Regions from separate parts of the Homo sapiens genome. Here region 1 is linked to region 2. The links are chromatin contacts, found by Hi-C or POLR2A ChIA-PET in ENCODE. All regions are on one chromosome and are shown on one strand. Each heading gives the region's core, a stretch centred on a gene start or an enhancer-like site at or near the end of the contact. The rest is flanking DNA. Distances are from core to core; before and after follow the strand shown.

The links. Hi-C counts contacts between places; a loop is a spot of excess contacts on that map. ChIA-PET counts read pairs that join two places held with the same protein, here RNA polymerase II (POLR2A). Pooled maps may share reads with other maps.
Region 1: a map of CD8-positive, alpha-beta T cell shows a loop between it and region 2 (7-fold over the local background). The contact joins the promoter of SLC35H1 here to the promoter of CDH22 in region 2. A Hi-C loop is called at or near these places in 11 of 168 maps with a recorded cell type or tissue (CD4-positive, alpha-beta T cell, CD4-positive, alpha-beta memory T cell, CD8-positive, alpha-beta T cell and 6 more), 7 of 37 single-sample maps with no recorded cell type and 13 of 50 pooled maps. POLR2A ChIA-PET finds 5 or more read pairs at or near these places in 12 of 52 experiments (A673, BJ, CD4-positive, alpha-beta T cell and 8 more).

Annotation. Positions count from the first base shown.
Region 1 is chr20:46,363,175-46,369,188 of GRCh38, reverse strand. SLC35H1 (solute carrier family 35 member H1) reads left to right here and starts at 4,764. Exons shown (of 10, transcript NM_015945.12): 1 at 4,764-4,818. LOC124904917 (a long non-coding RNA gene) reads right to left here and starts at 4,650. Exons shown (of 3, transcript XR_007067614.1): 1 at 4,469-4,650. It overlaps ELMO2 (engulfment and cell motility 2), which reads left to right. Exons shown (of 22, transcript NM_133171.5): 21 at 221-298; 22 at 1,629-3,139. The coding sequence ends at 1,829. RefSeq lists an enhancer at 370-599 and a silencer at 4,624-5,043.
Region 2 is chr20:46,306,060-46,312,417 of GRCh38, reverse strand. It overlaps CDH22 (cadherin 22), which reads left to right and starts at 3,920. Exons shown (of 12, transcript NM_021248.3): 1 at 3,920-4,163.

The sequences.
Region 1 (6,014 bases), core at 3,515-6,014, 56 kb before region 2:
AACATCTTTGATGTGACTTGGGCAGGGAGTGGGTAAGTTAAGGTTGATTTATGCTGGGCCTCATCTCCAGCCACACTTGTGGCCGCCTAGGAGCATTGATGACATTCATCTGAATCAGCATGTTTGGTGATGATGCCGAGTCACTAGGACTTTGGCCAAGATCTTGATGTGCAGACCCCAGGCTGTTCCATCGCTCTAATTTAAACCCTTTCTCCTTCAGGAGGTGTTGGAATTGGCCTTCTCCATCCTGTATGACCCTGATGAGACCTTAAACTTCATCGCACCTAATAAATATGAGGTGAGCAGTGTGGCGCTGCCTTAGACAACAGAGCTATTTCTGTAACTCTTCAGTTGGTGGCAGGAATGAGCAAAACAGGAAAGTCCCCTGTGGTGGGTGGCTGCAGTGTATATTGAAGCCTAGGAAGGCTTTGAGAAGAAGGTGGCATTTCAATAGGATGGGAATGTCTCAAAGGAGGAGCTGTGGTTGGGGGGGCACCCAGATGAAGCAGCAGGTATCATTACATAATGCTGGACCTGAGGTTCCTCCAGGCGCATTGGGTGGCTGCCAAGGATCTGTCACACTCTGGATTGTTTATCTGTGAGCTGGGCTCTCCACATTACTCTTCAGCAGCAGCCATAGGTTGTCATTACAAAGATAAGGTCAACTAGGAATGAGTCATTTACCTGGGACTGGGAAAATTCTCCCCTTTTCAGTTTCTCTGTGGTCAGCTACCCAAGAGAACTTGACAGATCCTTCCTCCTAGGGGCTCCTGGTCACATGTTGTAATGGATCCAGTGTGGACTTTGAAGCCAGATGGAACTGGTCCTTCTGACAAGGGCCCTGTAGTTCCATCTGCAGCACTGGAAGATACTAGATATTAAATGAGTGATTGCATTTGAGACCCTATGTGCCTGGTGAGCTCTGAGAGCCATCACTGGGAACTAGAGGTGGGACTTCTGGCAGAGGAGACACTTGGGCAGGGCCTGAGCTGCCGCTAGTGGAATTTGGTTGAGAGGAAATGAAGAACAAGCAAGTGGGGAACCAGGTGAGCAACGGTGTGGAAAAAGGAAAATGGCAGCAGAGGAAGCAGGAAGAGTCAGGGAGCGGTGGGATCAGAAGGCTTCCTGGTCACCCCCTCTTAGCATGAGACCCACCAGTTCCATTTCTTTAGTATTTACTCTTTAATATGTATTGACTGGATTATTTTTAATTTTGTTTTCGGGGGGGCGGGGCACAAAATTGAGATCCCACAGTGACTTCTGTTTGTGTCTTGCTTCTTTTCACCTAATACATATTTCCCTTCTCTCGCTTCTGATTTTGGGTAACTTCAGGTAGATGATGCCCCAGTACTCAGATCTCATTTTGCTGTATTCGTTTATTGCATTTTTAGGTTCTCCTTCATATTATTGTAAGGAGTTGTAATATAAAACCCCTTATAAAAACCAGATCTCTTGAGAAAGTGAAGGATCACCTCCTAATTTATCTTTGCTATCATTCCAAATCAGTTTTGCCTATACTGATTAGTTCCAAAAGGAACTGTTGTGAGCCCCATCAGAAAAGAGACCTTGGCAGGATCTCCTGCTGACCAGGGGTCACGATGTGACATTTTGCAACTTGCTCCCCACAGTACTGCATCTGGATTGATGGCCTCAGTGCCCTTCTGGGGAAGGACATGTCCAGTGAGCTGACCAAGAGTGACCTGGACACCCTGCTGAGCATGGAGATGAAGCTGCGGCTCCTGGACCTGGAGAACATCCAGATTCCCGAAGCCCCACCCCCCATCCCCAAGGAGCCCAGCAGCTATGACTTTGTCTATCACTATGGCTGAGCCTGGAGCCAGAAACGACGGTACCCAGGAGAAGGGATTTTGGGCCCAGGAGAAACACTTACATTCTGGTGCCTTGTCTTTTGCTTGTACAGAATCTGTAGTGATTTTGGTGGCCAGTAAATGCCAGCCATTTCTCAAACCCACCTCGGACCACCCAGAGTTTCCTCTTGGTCCCTGTCTACTAAGAGTCATGAAGGCAGGGTGCTCTGCCCACTCCATCACCATGAAGCCTGGGATTGGGCCACGAGGAACAAACAGCAGATGCCCTTGCCTTCCAGTCCAAGAAACTGCTTCTTGAAATGGATTTAACAACAGCCACTCACCTTTTCCTCCTGAGCCTGCTCTCTGATCAGCTGGATCCCCACGTGAGCAACAGCTGGCCCAGGAAAGGCTGCCTGCAGAGGACAGGTGTGTTGGGCGTGTTGAGAGCCTTGAAGTGACTACCTGTATCTTAGATCTGAGTACAAGCCTGAGGCTTTTGCTTTTGTCTTTTTTGATGAGGGCTCACTCCAGCTTCATATGGTGCCAAGACGTTGCTGCTTCTGAGGTTGGCTCTAACATCTCTGGTCTTTAGAGCCACCAGATCTCTCTGGCCCATACAGATATCAGAGCAGACGGAAATTTCTCCCTGCAAGCGCTCAGTCTCATCCCAGCAAGTCAAAGACCTCCTGGCCAAGTCCTGCCCTCTTAAGTCTCCAGGAACGCTGCAGGGAAAACCCAGCTGAGGCCTGGGCCTAGACTGTGGTGAGGTCACTAGATTCTACTGCTCTTCCCCCACATTAATACCTTTTCCTTCCTCAGAGAGAAATCTCCCCTAACCTGAATTGCAGCCCCCTCCAGTTTGCTTTCCTTTGGCCTTCCAGACCCCAGGAAGTTGGCCTTCCCTTCCTAGTGCTATGGTTTCTGCCATTGGCCATGATTTCAGGGAGCTGGCTGAGGCCGGCTGAGGCCACACCTGTGCCAGTGGGGCTTCCCTGGTGCTGCAGCACTTGTAAACCACACACACAGCCTCTCTCCCTGGACATACGTTAGCACATTGGCATTCAGTATTGGTGGCCTGGCATGGTAGGTACTACCCAATGAAGAGTGTACTATATATTTTCATTACTATAGGCCATACTTATACAGACGTGTATATATATTTATATAAGATCTACCTATCTTAGGATGGAACCTTGGGGAAAAATAAAATTGAGGGGAAGTAAAAAGTATGTAACACTTCCAGTTGTGAGCCAAGATTGTAACCAGAGAGCAGCCAGGAGCTTCCTGTCAGTAACCATGTTTTCAATAAATACTCTTTCATGTACAAACTGTGGTTCCTGTTAACAGCTGTTTGTCTGTACTTGCCCCCTGCCCAATGGTGAAGATTTCACCTTGACAAGACTTGATCTCCATGTATCTGGGAGACTCTGGAGAGCTCCAGCTGGAGCCCTTAGTCACCTTCCAAGAGTCCCTTCCTCCTCATCATTCGCTCCTCCCACACATACACACACACAGACACACACCTGCTGGTTAAGAGTGTTCACAGATTGCTGCACTGGGACGAAGCGTTTTCTGCTCAACCCTGCTGGGTACAGCAAGGTAAGGCATACTGTACACCCCCATGAACACATCCTCCCTCTTCTCCCTGCCAGGGACACAGCCAGGGAACAGCTCGAGTACTTGTGCCTTACAAAGAAGACACGCTCTTTACCCTGTGTGTTGCCTGTGCATAGTGCCCAGCCTTCCAGCTGGTGTTTTAGGCTGTTGCTCCAAACCTTGGCCTTGGTAGCTGGGAGACTTAAATGAGGGTGGTGATGAAAATAGATCTCTTGCCTCTGAGAGAGAAGGGTGTGAGGACAGGCTCTTTCAAAAGGCATAGAAAGTGCATGCAATACAAGCCTGAGGACTGAATAAAGCCAAGACCTTGGGCAGTGATGGGTACCATTGTAGGTGCTTGGTAAGCACTGAATGAACTAATGCCTGCATGATGCCAGCTGGCGGCGGTGACAGCCGCAGTTTGCATAAAACACTGCTTACACTCTGGCCTTGAGCCTTCTGTTCAGAGGGGCCAGGGATCCCAGCTGAGTCACTTGTAAGGATCCATGTTTGCAGCTGGTCTTACTGCCAGAGAGCCCAGGAGGAGGCTAGAGGAGGGCGAAAGGCACAAAACTGGGTCTGAATGTGCAACCCTAGCTTGCCCTGGCCTAATGTTCTTGACTGCAAATGCTGCCCTTTTAATCCATCCCGCAAGATGAAGAAAATCTGAACTCCCTAGGCTGGCATTTTGGGGCCACTGCAACCTGCCTCTTGGCTACTTTAACCACCACAGTTACAAACAACCTGTGAGCCCCAGGCACGGCTGGAGCTTTCTCACCCTCCTTTAGGATTCTCCCATTTCCTCTATCTGGGATGCTCTCTCCCTACTCAACCTATTGAAGTTGAGATAATTCTTAGAAAGTTTCATACAGAAAATATTTCACAAATGTTTCGTATTACTTCTGGATCGCCCAAGTTTTAAGTTGTAATGGCCCCAGCTGGCCTGAGCTCCCAGAAGAAAAAGCCCATGAGATACTTATCTTCGTGGTTCATTCCATGGTTGCCCAGCATTAGACTGGACATAAGAAAAACAATTTGTTCAGTAAAAGTAAACAAGTTACCATTTTTTGGATGCTCACTGTATGCAGAACACTAGCAGGCACCGGGGTTCCAAAGCAAGCCCCTGATTGAGCGCGGGAGAGACGCAGACAATTACACGGCTGTGCTCTGAGCCTGAGGGACTTCGCGGAGGACAAAACTACGCTGTACCTCAGAAAGACCAGACCACCTCAGAACCCGACCACAACAGACGCCCCGCCCCCGTGCTGCCCCGCCCCGCCTTTTCGCCCCGGCTCCGCCCAGCCCCTGGGTAGCTTCCGGCGGAAGTTACCGCCCGTGCCGCGGTTCGGCGGCGGCATCCGGCCTCGCACTTCCGGTGGGGAGATTCCGGCCTGGAGCTCCCAGGGCCGAGGTGAGTGGGTGTGCGGCCGGCCTCCCGGCGCACTCCCAGAGGCTGGGGGGCCGGGGCTGGAGAAGGGAAGCGGGCTCCCCACCCGGGATCTGCGCGGGTTGACATGGGGCACGCCACGCCCCTGCCCCTCCCCGGGCCTCAGTTTCGCCGTCTGTGGAGGGGGCAGGGGTCTCCAAGCGCCCTCCTGCAAGGCACCTGCCGGACGCCGGCTCATCTGGTATTTCCTGAGCACCTGCGACGTCCTGGGTGCGGGACCCGGGCCGGAATCGGACACGGCCCTGCCCTCTGAGGGGCTGCTTCCCGCGGTGGGATTGGGGCGGGCAGTAAACACGTGAGCAAACAAGGAAACGTCAGAGGTGGGAGTGCCACGAGGATTGGGAGGGGTGGGGCATTGGAGAAAGTATTCAGCCAAGCGGAGGTCTGCGGAAGGGAGCTGAAGGCAGGAAGAGCAGCAAGTAAAGAAAAACACAGGTTTGATGTGTTTGACACGTGGCAGGGGGCCGCTGTGGCGGGTGCTGGGACCAGTGGCAGAAGAATGAGGTTACAGAGGCCTTCCTTGTGGACCAGGCTGAGGAGCTGGGCTTAGCCTTAGGGCATGATCTGTTTCGTGTGCCATCTCTCTGGCTGCTTTATAGATTCCAGGCCTTAGGGGCGAAAGAGGAAACAGGGAGACCAGTTAGACCAGTGGCAGTCAGCAGGTGAAAGATAATTGTGGCTTAGACTGTGGTAGTGGGAATGGAGAGGAAGAGAAGTAGAGGGGTCAAGAAGTGTATTGAAAGTGGAACTGACAGGGCAGGATTTGAGAAATGACAGAAATAAGTGGTCAAAGATGACTTCATCATAGATTTTTGGTTTTGGCTTAAGTAACCAAGTGTATTATGCTGGCATTTACTAAATGACTTTGGGATAGATTGGGAGCGTGAGAAATAATTACGAAATCTTCTTAGGGCATCTTAAGTTTTAGATATTTGGAGTGCAGCTACCAAATAGGCAGTTAGATATATGAGTCTGATACAGAAAAGGTCAGGGCTGATGTAAAGAATTTAGAAATCATTGGCAAGTGGATTGGGTAGGATGAGATTATGTAGGGTAAGATTTAAGAGAGAAGAGAAGCCAGGTTCCAAGCTTTAGGCACCCAATTTTTATAGATTGAGTTGACAAGAAGGTGCCAGCAAAAAAGACCAATAAGGAGTCCA
Region 2 (6,358 bases), core at 2,671-5,170:
GCGGGAGGAGGGGAGTGGGAAGGAAGGAGGGAAGGAGGAAGAGGAGAAGGAAGTGTGGGGAGAAGAGAGAAAGGGAAACGGGGCACTGAGAGTGCGGGATGAGGACAGAGAGAACCAGAATAGGACAGGCAAGAGGGAGACAGAGGGAGACTGGGTGCCCCGAAGAAACAGAGATGGGAAGAGACAGAGAAACAGAGAGAGGGAGACAGACATGGAGGCAGAGAGAACAGGACAGAGGGAGGGGGAAACGGAAAGAGAACGACAGACGCAGGGACACAGCTAGGAGATAAGCAGATGGGGGGAGGGGAGAAGGGTGCTAGAGAAGATGTAGGGGCAGGTAGCAAGAGACTGACACCCATTCAGAAACAGTCAGAGAGACCAGAGACACTGAGGGGGAGGAGACAGAGACAGGAGTGGAGGCAGTCAGAGAAGCGAGGACAGATGGACAGTGCATGAGAAGGCGACAGACAGATAAAGGGATGACAGAGAAGTGTAGAGAAGAAGAGGAAAAGAGCCAGGGAGAATAGCAGAGCCTGGAGCTAAGAGCAGCCTCCCCATCCCCAACACACACGCGTGTATGCACTCACACACACACACACACACACACACACACACACCCTTCACTGACCCCTGCTCAAACCTGCAGGCTCCCTGGAGCAGACCCTGCTGTTAGGGCGTTCAGACTAGAGCAGTGGCTCTCAACTGGGGGTGACTTTGCCCTTCAGGAGACATTTGGCAATGTCAGGACACATTTTTAGTTGTCACAACTGGGGAGGGGGTGTGCTGCTGGCATCTAGTGGGTAGAAGCTGGGGATGCTACTAAGCATCCTACATGGGACATGCCCAATGACGAAGAATTATCTGGCCCAAATGTCAATAGGGCCAAAGTGGAGTGACCCTGGGCTAGAGAGAGAGAAATGCCCATGGACCCAGATGACTACTCCAGGGGAAAACATGTCCCCTGTGCCAAGACAGGGCTGTGTGCCCTTCTGATGGAGTGGGAAGGAGAATTCTCACAAGCGCCTCCTCTTGGAATCCTTCCCTAGCCATGCCTCTCTCCCCAAGTCCTTCCTCATCCTACCCAATCCCTGGAGGAGTGGTGTCTCTCTTATTTGTAGACTCACCACACGATATAAAAAAGCACACGTTCAAACTCTAACTACAAAGCACTTGGCATTTTATTTGCCCAGAGGCAATATTGCACAACAGTTCAGTGTGCAGGCTTTGGCCCCAGCCTGCCTTGGTTTGAATCCCAGCTCTGCCATAAACTAATTGTGTGACCTTGGGCACGTTTCATAGTTGCACTGTGCCTCAGTTTCCCCATTATGAATTTATAAATTTGTTGAAAGTAAAAGGAAATTATCTGTGTAAAACATTTAGGAGAAGGCTTGACACATGGCACAGGTTCACTAAATGTTAACTGTTGTTACTATCATCTCATTTTCTCTTCACATCAATGCTGGGGGAAGTGGCTTGCCCACGTGTCACACAGTCTGCATGGGGCAGAACTGCTCTCAGAGCCCAGGCCTGCCCAGTTCTTCCTCTGTCACACTACACTGCCTCTTGCTGCCCCTGCCACACTGCAGCAGGAGTCCCAGCTTACCTTCTCCCAGACCAGAGTGAGAGGTCTGACCCAGGCCCAATGCGTCAACCTGATCTCTCTACTTGCCGTCTGAATGATCTTGCTATTTCAACACCGTGTCTCAGTTTCCTCATTTGTAAAATGGGCTAATACTAGTATCTGATTATTGTGAGGACTTAAAAGCAGAACTATGGCACACAGCAAGTGCTCAATAAACATTCAATGTGTTCTCAGAGCCTAGCCATAGTGCTCACAACAGAGTGGACACTCAGAGAAAGTTTGTTGAAGGAAGGAAGAATTGGAAATAACGGTAGAATGAGCCTGAAAATAGGAAACATTGGGATAGGAAAACCTGAGGGTCTAATAAAGAGTCATGGGGAGCTGGGTGCAGCAGCACATGCCTGGTGTCCCAGTTACTTGAGAGGCTGAGGCAGAATGATCACCTGAGTCCAGGAATCCAGCCTGGACAACATAGTGAGACCCCCATCTCAAAAAAAAATAAAAATAAAAGAGAGAGAAGAGAGAGACCAGAGCAAAAGAGAAAGATGTGACAACAGTTCATTCAATAACATTTATTGAGCACCTACTGTGTGCATGCAGATGTGACAGCAACAGTGTCCCAGACCAAAACAACCTGTGGACAACTAAGTAGGTCTGACTCCAGAGATGAACAGCACACACCAGAGCCTGGAGGAAGAGGCAAAGAAGGAATGGGAACTGGAGCAAACAGCAAAAGTGAGTCAGAGCGGGAGGAGAGAACCAAAAGTGAAGAGATGCACCTGGAAGGCTGGCCTCTGGTCTCTGAAAGCATGAAAGAGTGGAGGCTAAGAATAGAGAGGAGAGGGGAAGAGAGAGATGGAGAAAAGGAAGGCGATAGAAAGGCAAGGCTGGAAGAGATCAATGAAGGGAAATAAACCAAGAGAAGGACGTAGGGGAGGGAACAGACTGGCACAGTGGAGAATACATCTCAAAATAAATAAATGAATGATGGAGTTTAGTAGGAGGGGCCAGAGGGGCAGCCAGCAGGAGAGGTGATTCCAATCATCAGCAAGACGGACTAGGGTGTGGAGATGGAGATGGAAATTGGGGAAGGAGGCGAGGAGGAGAGAAGGATAGGGGCGAGGTAGAGCTGGGGGTCCTGGAGGGCCCTGCCCCCTCTTTGCCATGAACTTCAGCAGCTGCTTGTGGGTGATTAAATGGCTGGTCATTGGCAGCTTGGCGGGACAGAGGTCTGCAGCTGTCCAGTCTCCTGTTATCCTTCACTCACCTATCTGGAAGCCATGGGGAATAGGGGGGCGGGCAACTCCTAAGGGGACCTACAACCCAAGACAAAGGGTGGGTCTATGGGAGTCACTGGTCCTATCCTACCATCAACGACCTCATATTGGGAACTCAGGAGTGGGGTGGGAGGGTCTCCTCCATTAGGCCTCATCCCAGAGAGATGAAGTAGTAAGGAGAGCCAGGCAGCCAGGAGAAAGAAACAGGGCCAGGTGGAAAAAACATCAGGGAGCAGACCAGCCGGATTTTTAAAAGAACGGAAAACCCAACCAGCAAGGAGTTTCTGGGCAGTGGGAAGATTTTATTGGGAGACTTCTCCAGGTCAAGGTGGCACCAAGTTAAGGATGGAGGTGTCTTGTTTTGCCTGCTTACTTTGTTGGTTGCAAGGATGTCCAGCGGGACTCTCCAGAGGAAAAGCCCACAAGTTTCTCTCCCGGGGACACCCGACCTCCCACCTGCCTGGAGACTCAGCCCTGGGCACCTGGTCGGTGTCCACCTCAATGCACAGTGACTGTTTCTGAACTGGCAGATCTGGTCTGTGCAAGGTGCCTTTCTGGGCAGCAAGCCGGGGCGGCCACTGTTCGAGAAGCCTGCTCCTACCCTGGCCTGCGCCCCTGCTCCTCTGAAGGCGGCCTCCCGCAGTAGTCAGGGGGCGGAAATGGGAAGCCCTATTCGCAGTAAAATCAGGTGGGGAAATAGGCTCTGGTCTCAAACTGCGGCCACCTGGGGAGCTGCCAGGCGAGGAGGTAGATGGTCCCCCTCCTGGGGGCGCTCCCTTCGCGCGGATCTGGGGTTGGAGGAGGGAGGGGCACTGTCCCCTGGGGGGTTTCCTGGGACTGGGCCGCCCGAGAGAGGGAAAGGCTGTCCCCTCCTGGTGTAGGAGGGGCGCGATCCGGGGGGCGGGGGCTGGGGTTCCCCGGCTGCGGGGGTCCGGGCCGGCGGCCGCCTGCGGCTTGGCGCTGCGCGGCTCCTGCCCGGCGGGCCCTGCATTCTCCGAGTCTCCACCAGAGGCTGCGGGAGGAAGGAAGGGATCCGTCCCTTGCACACTTCCCCCCAGTCAGACACGCACACTCCCTCGCTCCCGCTCGCTCGCTCACTCCCTCGCTCTCTCGCTCTCTCGCTCTCTCGCTCACACACACGCGCGCACACGCCGCCGCGGCTCCCCCTCTCGCTCCCGCTCTCCCTCCGGCTCCTGCGGGCGGCCGCGGGGCTCCGGACTCGCCCGCTGCCCGCGCCGGGGCTCCCGCCCCACGCAGCGTCCCGAGGCGGCAGGACTAGGGGGAGCCCCGGGCCGCTCCCCGAGGTAAGAGCGCGGGGTGCCGCGGGAGGAGCGGCCGGATCGCCGCCGAGGGGAGGCTGCCCGGCAGGGAGGGAGCCCCCTGGCCGGCGGGAGCGGCCGGGCAGGCGGCGCGGGGGGCGAGCCTCCAGCCGCAGGAGGAGCCGGGGTGCCTGCGCCCGGCCCTGCGCGCCCCCTCCTCTCGGCCGGGAGGGCGGGGAGGGAGTTTCCCACGTCCAAACTTTCCCCGGCGCGGAGCCGAGCCGCCTCTCGGCCCGAAGCCCGCAGCTCCCACCCGTCCCCACAACCTCGTCCGCCGCGCGCCCGGGAGCCTCCGGGACCCCCGCGGGCCGAGGGGTGGCAGCGCCAGGGGCCGAGCCGGCGCGCCAAAAGGGGCTGGGAAGGTGGCGCACAGCCCTGACGCGAGGGCTGGGACCCAGGCGTTCCCGGTCCCCCAACCCTGCTAGCGGGGCTCGGCTCCCCGGCCCCTCCCAGAGGCGGGGTCCGGGGCCGGGAAAATACCGCACGGCGCGAGCGTGTGCGCGCGGTGTGTGTGTGCGAGGTCGTGCCGCGTCCGGGGACACCCGGAGGCTGACTCCAGCCGCGGCGACACGCACGGTTCTGGTCCCCTCTGAGCCGGGGAGGCGGCCCACAGGGACCCCTGCCGGCCCCACCGGCGCGACCCCCCCTGCCCTATGGCCGTCGGGCGGGCTGGCGGTGAGCGAGAGCCAGCGCTGCTCTCTTCCTTAGGACCCGACTCCGGAGACACCGTCCCCGCTGGGGAAGAAGGACGGGGCCCCCGACAGCCTAACGTCCAAAGAGAGCGCCACTTAGGGCTAACCCTCGGGGGCCGCGGCGTTTACTGTGAAGAGTGGACTGCGTGGGCGCGCGGGGTGCCGGGCAGCCCTGGGTGGGCACAGTGTGGACCCGTCTCGCTCGCGCCTCCCCGCTGCCTCTTCTCTGGCAACGTCGGGCCCTGTCCCAGGCGGGGCTGCAGAGGGTAGGGCTGATCCAGGATCCCCCGAGGTCTCCCCGAGGTGCAGGGCACCCCCTTGTGGCGGGCAGAGAAGCTGCTGTTTGAAGCTGCTCAGGTCTTCCGAGGTGCTCGCTCCTTGGAACCTCTTCTCTCCAAACCCTTCGGGCGTCGCCAGGGTTGCGCATGCCAGCTTCTTTTTCCGTGGGGCTGATTCCAGCACTCCCCAGGTTTCTGGGGCTGGCCGAGGTGCCCCCAGCACAGGCAGCGGCTCATTTGAGGGCTTTGGCTGTTGCCAGCTCTCTCTCCCTCTCCACCCAGGTTCAGGATCTCATCCTCTTCTCCCACTGGTCAGCGCCAATACCCTATATCAGCATCACCACTGCCCTAGGGCCCAAAGGCTCCTCCCTAACCACCGCGACTCTCTGTCCTTCATTTGTATCCCGTATATGTGTCCATCAGTGCCCACTCCGTCCCCCTCAGTTGCCCCTAGTCTACAGCCCTTGTTGAAACTTGGCCTCTACACCCATAGTGACATCCTTTGGTCTTTGCCCACCAATGACCATTTCCTCGTCCCCCCCAACCCCGACCCATCTTCTATCCTGTCTGCCTCAGTTTTTCTGTAGCACTCAACTGTTCCCTGCCCCAGCCATTTCTCTACTTCACCCTTATTTCCCTCCTTGTCCCAGTGTCTGGGACACTCCTCTTCCATTCCTCCTGGAAGGGAAGGGCATTGCCAACATTTAAACACTGCTTCCTGGAGATGTCTGTGTGCCCTTCCCGGTCCACCACTGCCAGTGCCTCGGGGGCAGGTACTTTATAAAGCCAGCCAGGTCTCTCTCAGCTAAGGGGCACCTGTACCTCTTGGGTGGCCCCATCAGGGGACCCCTGGAGACAACCCCTTTCCCTATTCCTAACTGTGAGCAGCACATTGGAGACCACCTGGGCTGCCCTCTTTTCCATTTTCAAGGATTGGCAACAGCAGCCCGAGGTCACATGGTAAGCTATACCCAGAGCCGGAATAGGAACCCAGGCATCTTGACATCCAGGCCTCACCAACGCTGCTTATGTGTTGGGTAGGCCTGGGGCAAAACAGAGCCGTTTCTTGGCTTCACGCTGCAGGCAGGACAAGAAGACACTTGCTCTAAATTCAGCATGAGGTGTTCAAGTTAGACCCCCAGTGCTCCCAGGCCAGTGCCGGAGGAAAGCTGTTGAATGCCTTTAGCAGAGACGCCGAGTAGCAGAAGCA